Linked DNA regions of Mus musculus: regions 2 and 3 are each linked to region 1. Evidence: chromatin loops called from intact Hi-C (ENCODE). Cell type or tissue: left cerebral cortex. All regions are shown on one strand.

Region 1 (2,500 bases):
CTGGTCAAAGATCTGCGAGACCCACTACTCCCAAATCAATTTAATATTCCGCCCCGTGATTGGTCACTAATTCTCTGTTCTTAGGTTCTTATTCGACTGGAGGGGCAGGGTCTGACCGGTTTTGTAAGATGCCAGAGCCTGGCACACCGGAGGCCTTCCAGGAATGAAAAACAAAACGGATGTGGCTGTCTAAACAGTTCTGTGGGAAGTGAAGCTCCTGTAGGTTAGGAGTTCGGGTTTTGAAATAGGGTCTCATGTAGACCAGTCTAGTCTCACCAGTTCTAAATGGCAGGGAATGGCCTTGAATTCCGAATCCTTCTGTTTTGGGCTCTCAAGTGCTGGGATCACATACCTGGGATTCCACACCTGATTTGGATTAGGGGTTTTCTTGAATTCCAGTGATGTCAGGTCTCCTACTTTTTTTCTTTTTCTTTCTTTTCTTTCTTTCTTTCTTTCTTTCTTTCTTTCTTTCTTTTTTTTTTTTTTTTTTTTGGTTTATGGTTTTAGGTTTTCGAGACAGAGTTTCCTCTGTATAGCCCTGGCTGTCCTGGAACTCACTCTGTAGACCAGGTTGGCCTTGAACTCAGAAATCTGCCTGCCTCTGGCTCCCAAGTGCTGGGATTAAAGGCGTGCACCACCACTGCCCACCGGTCTCCTACTTTCTATCTTGGCTCTTCAATAGCACTGAAATATTGGGAGTTGTTCCAAGTGCCTAAAACTGTAAGCTTCCAGACAACAAACATCCCACTGATTTACTGCTATGGCCTTACTTAGAATGAGATACACACAGAATAACAGCCATAACCAGTGTTCATGAATGCACTCTGGAGGGTCAGCGGAGGTGGGGATGCCACAACACAGACAACTGGCTATAGTCCACTTCAAAGCCTCAGCTGACTCTTCAAGAGCACATAAAAGCACTCTCATCGAAACAGAGGAAGTGGGGAGAGGGAGAAGGAAGGGGAGAGGAGAGAGAGAACTCAATGAATTTAACCTTCCTAGCCTTCACAAGCAATGCTAACCGCGATGCTTCAGTAGTCCTGCCATGGCTCCGGGGACCTTGGCTCCAGGACCCAGTACTGGGGTCCGTCCCTAAAGGGAACTCTATCGGACCTCTAAAACGGAGAACGAGGAGGTCTCTGCTCGCTTCCCTTCCCTGGCCTTGTACAAAGCGCACCCCCCCCCCCAAAAAAAAAAGGCCTCTGGAGCACTCGCCCGCGGGCAGGGCAGAGCTGGCGGAGCCCTAGACTTAGGCCTCGAGCCCCGCCCCCCGGCTGGTCGAAGCCGCGCCCCCAGCTCCCCACCCTACCCCCGCCCGGCAACGGTCCTGGCGCGCAGGCGCACTGGCGCGCCCAAAGGAGGGAGCGCGCCGGCGCGCGCGCGCGGGAGCCCCGCTTAAATGCGGGCGAAGGGGGCGGCGCGCATCCTCGGCGTCTCTGCCCGGTCTGCACCGTCGCTTCCAACTGTCTCCGCGTGGCACGAGCCACGAGCCGCGCTCTTCCCCCGGCGGCGGCGGCGGCGGCGGGTGCAAGCAAGGAGTGGCTGCGAGCGGCGGCGGGCTCCATGGAGAGCGGCGGGCGCCGGAGCAGAGGCGGCGCTTCCACCGCTGCGCCCGGACTGCAGTGACCCGCGTTCCGCCCCGCGTCCCGGCGGCCGCCCGGCCTCGCCGTCCGTGTCCGTGCCGCCGCCGCCGCCCGTCCCACCGGCGCCCGAGCATCGCGACTTCCTTCGGCCCGACTCCCCGGCGGGGTGGCGGCGGCCGGGTCCCCACGGTGGCGGCCGGAGCAGCGGCTGCAGGAGCCCGGCTCTAGGATGAAGTTCAAGCCCAACCAGACGCGGACGTACGACCGCGAGGGCTTCAAGAAGAGGGCGGCCTGCCTGTGCTTCCGCAGCGAGCAGGAGGACGAGGTAAGCGCGGGGACAAAGGCTGGCGACCGGGCTTCATCCCGCACCCCCCTGCACCGCCCGGGCCTGCGGGTCACCGGCAACCCCCACGCCCGGAGCTGGAGATCGGCCTCCGGGGTTCGCCAGCCTGCCTTTTAGACCTCCCATTAGGTCGCAAGCTGTTGGCTTCATTACGTAGATACCTCCTTTTGCAAAGCGGACTCCGCTTTTAAAGTTTTTCTGACGACCGAAAGATGGCCAGCGAGAGATGTGGAATGACGCCAGAAGGGACAAGATAGGCCAGGAACGGGGCGAAGTTGCCCTTTTCAGCCCGGCCATCTCTCGCTCTTCTGGTTTCTCAAGGCTGTTCTGCGGTGTGACTTGACATCTGGGAAGGAGCGGCGTGTGATTTTACCCGACCCTTCGCCCTGCTTTGGACGGATAGGGACCTTTGGAGTAATCTCTGGGAGAGCCTATTTTATTTCACTTCAGTTCTATTCGGTTTTAAAATGATTCCGTTTTCATCCTGCTCTGGATAGTTCAGTCACTTGGTAGCTGGGGGAAATCTTGTAGCGCTGCCACGCCTAAAATGAACTGATAGAGGAAAAAAAGTTAG
Region 2 (2,500 bases), 380 kb before region 1:
AGCTGTCTAAACAGAATCTTCCCTTCCTGTGTACTGGCTGACTCAACCCTCCTTGGCACATTTCTTAACTAAATGCTACACATTCAGTAAGTTCTTGTCCTTTGAACTAATTCTCCTACTCTCTAGGTAACATCTCTTTACATTAACCAGCTGCAGAAGGGAGCGAATGGAAGCTATCCAAAACACTTGAGTAGGCAACTCTTATTAGAAGCGATTTTAATTATGTTATTCTAGGAACTGGTACCTAAACAAAACATCTACGGCTTTCCAACGCTCTTACCTTTTTACCCTCAAGATTTCCCAGATTTTACATTGAGATAGCCCTGGTGGAAACTAAACTGGAGTGTATCTGCCGTTTGAGCCATTTAGTCCTGGATAACTAAAATGAGGTTCTGGGTCTTGGAGAGGAAAATGCACTTGTAATTCTTAAAAGAAACTTTCCAACAGTGAGTAATATCTTCCTTCTCCACCGACTTTGGCAGTTCAGCGTCTTCAAGTCCCAGGACTAGGCCGGGTCTCCCATGACCCTCCTGTACCGTGCAGATAGATGAGTAAGGAGGCAGACAGGCAGGTGCGTGTCGTGGGAAGGTGGTGGCACGCTGGGGCAGGGAAGGGCCCCGCAGCCGCCCGCAGCCGAGCACCCACGGGCGCGGAGCCGGGAGCGGGGAGCGGGGAGGGGCGCGCGCGGGCACCACACCCTCCAGCCCGTGGTGACAGCCCCGAGCGCGGGAGCCGAGGCTGGAGGCCCTCCGGGCTCCGGCCTGCGCCCCGCCCCACCCGCAGCCCGGCTCCGGCAGGACCAGCAGGCCTCGGCGCACGCTGTCACCGGGCCTAGCGGAGCTCTGAGCGCCCCCGCCCTCCAGCCCGGGCTGCCCCGCGGCCGGGCTCGGACGCTCGCGCTCACGTGCTGCCGGAAGGACGGTTTCACTCTTACCCTCTGCAAGATCCTTCGAAACATGGTTTGGCCGGCCGCCGCCGCCGCCGTCACCGCCGCCGCCGCCGCGGGGACTCTCCGCGCCCTTATGCGGGTTACTCACGACTGGAGGGCGCGAGGGGCCGGCAGCCGAGCCGGGAGGGAGGAGGGCGGGGAAGAGGCGGCGGTGGACGCGGCTTTGGCGGCCCCGACTTCCCCACAGGCGGCGAGAGGCTCACGAGCACGAGCCAGCGAGGAGGGAGCCAGCGAGCGCCCGCCTGCCGGGCCGCCCCCGTAACTGACAGCTGGGCGGGCCCGCCCGCCCGGGGCCGAGGGGCGGAGCCGCTGCAGCCCCGCCTCCTCGGCCTGTCCATCCGCGGGGAGGGCGGGGCCGGAGGGAGGGCCGGCCCGAGGCTTCGACCAATCGGAAGCGGGGCTAGTGTGAGAGACAGGCCACAGGAAGCTGGTGCCTTGGCTTCTTCCGCCGAGAGCTTGGACCTTGGGTGCCGGACCCTGCTCGGGAATGTTGAGGGTTGCCTGGTGTTCTGATGGAGAAGATGCGTGGGGACCTCACGGGTCCCGCCTGGAGGTGTCCCCCACACGGGGATGGAAGAACAGGTTTTAGAGCTAACTTCAGCTGAGCCCCAGCCTAGGATGGAAGTTTGCTAGCGCTCTTAGTGCAGCAACCCCGAGCCGGATCCTCCTCTTGGCTGGAAAGGCTGATTCGACCTCTAAACTCCAAGCCATTGTGGACCCGAGAAACCAAGGCTTACTTAACTGTGTTGGGCTTCCCCCTGCTTTTCCATACCCAGGTTACCCGCTTCCTTCCTGCTTCTGATTGCAATCAGAGCAACAATAAAACATGGGAGGAGGCTGGGTTTGGGATTAACTAGAGAAGTTTGGGTTTATCCTTTTGTGACAGGGCAAAGGTTTCTTCATCTTATTTCAGCTGGAGCCATCCTTGTTTTAAGCTGAAACACACACACTTTTACTAGCCCTTCCGTGGGAAAGCACCTAACTATGTTCTAAAAGCAAGGGGTAGAAATACCCCAGCTAACTTCGTGTCCTTGGCTTCTGTTTAACCACTTGCTTGCTTCCTCCTTCAACTGCCAGCTAGGATGTGAGTTTTCTGTGTTCTTTGTCTCTAGAAACTCTCTGTAATGTGCATTCGGGGTTGCTCTGTTATAAGTGTTTCTCTCCCAGGCAATTCCAGTGCTTGGGAGGCCTCTGCCAGGTTCTAGATGACTAAACTGCACAAGGTGAAACTTGGGATACTGACAGTACCTAGTGACCTGGGAGCTGAGAGAGCAATCAGAAAGGCTGGGAACTGGGGATGCCTAGATTGTGGGGTGGGGGAAAGCATTGAATACCTCAGGTAAGGTTTCTCTATCTGTAGCTAATAATCCTAGGGACTTGTGGAAAAGCTAAATGCAGTGTCAGTTTCTGAGTCGGTGGGGCCTCCAGGACGCTGTTAGGTCAGGATTGTGGGGGTGGGGGGGCTACCAGATTTGAGAACTTTGTCCTATTTTTGTATTGTGTAGATTGCTTGTGCTGTTCATTGTTCTTGAGAAATTTAAAATCATGGGT
Region 3 (2,500 bases), 120 kb before region 1:
CACATTGTTCAAAAATTAATCCCTGAACAAGAGCTTTCAAAGTCTTAAACATTTCTGGTCCCAAGTCTTTGGATGAGGATGAGGGATGCTCAACCTGGCATTTGTGCAGTTATGTGAAGAGTGTGTATGTCTGTGGGTGTGTCGTCTGTCTGTCTGTCTGTCTGTCTGTGTGTAAGAGAGCAGCCAAGGCACTGGCTGGGTGGATTACAGATAAGAGTACAGGCTGCTCAGGTATAAGCGCCTGAGTTAAGACACCAGCACCCACAGAGCAACGCTATGTGTGTAGTCATGTGTGCCTGACCTAGTGCACAGGTGTGTGCACCTGCATCCACACATGCACCTTCTTCACACGTGTGCACATACATGACACATACACCCACAAAAAGAAAGAACAAAAGAAGGTTCACAGGAGGCAGAATAATTTTAACTCCCATTTTTACTCCTTTTATACGTTTTTTTTTCAAACTAATAGTAATGAACGCTATGCTTGCTCATTTTAAGACCCCGTACATATTTTTTGTTTTGAACAGAAATCAGAATGATGTAGTTTTGTTCTACTTTGCTCTGTCTTGTCTAAAAATTCACACTCTTCCCAAGCAAAGGAGGAAAATGTCAAAATATAATCATTCACAACATAGCTGACTTATGGTCAGGAAGTTTATTCAGTGTACTTATGCACAGTGAGTAAGCTGGGAAGAGTTAACAAGAAGTGGGTGGGGTTGCATGGCCTTACGAATGACTTTAATTTTCTCGCTATATGGACTTGATTTTTTATTACCTTACAAGAAAAGTGCATTATATATATAATTGTCAAAAGTAGAGATTGGTTTTTTTGGGTGTTTTTTGTTTGTTTTTTGTTTTTGCGTTTTGTTTAATAAATGTATTCTGGCGAGGGAGGATTGGGGGCGTTTTCTTATTCTCTTCTCTGTTACTTGACCCTAAGGAGAGGTCACGGGGCAAACCATAGCCATTGAACTTGCGTGGTCACGTGACACCGCAATTGTGCTTCTTAAATCCAAGAGCTTAGGCAATCCTCAGCCTCCACACCAGGATTTCCTCTATATCGCTCATCCTAGAGGGGTAAGTTGCCCCTAGAGGTTAGTTCCACTTTGAAAGCACCTCCACCGTATCCATGGTAACAAGACTCCTGTGAGAATCTGTATTTGCAAACTCCACAGGCTACTGGAATGTAAAGGCAAGAAACGGGAACTTGCTAACACAACACATTTCACATTAGCTGCACCCTGAAATCATAACTATAAAAATTATTGTCCTTATAACAATAAAATAAAAAATAAGGCTATGATATGGTCCGGCAAATGCACTCTGGAGTATGTGCCTCAAAGAACTGACAACAAGAGCTTGAACAAATATGTATGCAGGCATAGTCAAGCAGCCTGATTCAAAACAGCTGACGCGTGGGGTTGAGCTAAGTGTCCGTCAAGGGATGCATGGATAAACAACAACAACAAAAGCCTGGAAACAGCCAGCTATAAATAGAATGAAAGACACACACTCCACTGAAGACTGTGCTAAGTGAAACAAGCCTGGCGCAAAAAAAAGGAAATAAGGGGCTGGTGAGATGGCTCAGCAGTTAAGAGCACTGACTGCTCTTCCAAAGGTCCCGAGTTCAAATCCCAGCAACCACATGGTGGCTCACAACCATCTGTAACAAGATCTGACGCCCTCTTTTGGTGTGTCTGAAGACAACTACAGTGTACCTACATATAGTAAATAAATAAATCTTAAAAAAAAAAAAAAAGGAAATAATCTATGATCCCAGTAGTGTGAAGTCCCAAGGGCCAGCGACTCAGAGACAGGGGGCAGAAGGATAGAAGGGACTAGAGCCTGGCAGAGAACGTCGGGATTCATTTAAAGAATTCAGATCTGCAGTGTTGCAGGGCAGGAGAGTATGCTGAAAGTAAAGGTGGGATGATCACAATGGTACTACACTTGATACCACTGACCTGTGCGCCAACAGTGGTTGGCATAGGGTAGTTATGTCACATGAGGGCTGGGGTTGAGCCCCAGAGGGTAGAGTGCTCTCCTGGTGGGCACAAAGCCCTGGGTTGAATATCTAATGCATAAACCCCAGGTGCAGTGATATATATCTGTAATCCTAGCACTTGAGAAGTAGAGGCAGGAGACTGGAAGTTCAGGGTCATTCTAGGCTAGTTTCTAGTCAGCTTGAGATATGTGAGACCCTATAGAGATATATTAGACAGACAGACAGACAGCTGATAGATAGATAGATAGATAGATAGATAGATAGATAGATAGATAGATCGATGATAGATAGATAGATAGATAGATAGATAGATAGATAGATAGATAGACAGACAGGCAGATGATAGACAGATGTCAGAATTGTCTTTCCATTTGCTCCTGAGCGATCTGATGACTACATGCTGCCACAGAATTTGGTCATTCTTTACTAACTAGCTTAGCACTCACTATGTAGCCCAGGCTGGCCTCAAACCCATGACTCATCAGCCTCAGT

The links. Hi-C counts contacts between places; a loop is a spot of excess contacts. Peaks named below come from ENCODE experiments on the same cell type or tissue, not always from the same donor. Only the 100,000 strongest peaks of a DNase experiment are listed, where the experiment ranks them.
Region 2: it touches region 1 in a loop (2.6-fold over the local background); 3 of 42 quality-filtered maps call a loop at or near these places.
Region 3: a loop joins it to region 1, with 2.9 times the contacts of the local background. A loop is called at or near these places in 13 of 42 quality-filtered maps.

The regions. Positions count from the first base shown.
Region 1 is chr10:95,563,070-95,565,569 of GRCm38, reverse strand. Nudt4 (nudix (nucleoside diphosphate linked moiety X)-type motif 4) reads left to right here and starts at 1,424. Exons shown (of 5, transcript NM_027722.5): 1 at 1,424-1,908. The coding sequence starts at 1,813. In left cerebral cortex, a CTCF peak has its summit at 1,452; DNase peaks (open chromatin) are centred at 811, 1,356 and 2,088; H3K4me3 peaks cover 1,742 bases; H3K27ac peaks cover 1,655 bases.
Region 2 is chr10:95,939,407-95,941,906 of GRCm38, reverse strand. It overlaps Eea1 (early endosome antigen 1), which reads right to left and starts at 1,244. Exons shown (of 29, transcript NM_001001932.3): 1 at 935-1,244. The coding sequence starts at 958. In left cerebral cortex, a CTCF peak has its summit at 1,177; DNase peaks (open chromatin) are centred at 721 and 1,270; H3K4me3 peaks cover 2,058 bases; H3K27ac peaks cover 1,024 bases.
Region 3 is chr10:95,683,932-95,686,431 of GRCm38, reverse strand. No RefSeq gene overlaps it. Among named protein-coding and RNA genes, the nearest start is that of Gm47708, 45 kb to the left of the region's middle. In left cerebral cortex, a CTCF peak has its summit at 1,066; DNase peaks (open chromatin) are centred at 1,175 and 1,386.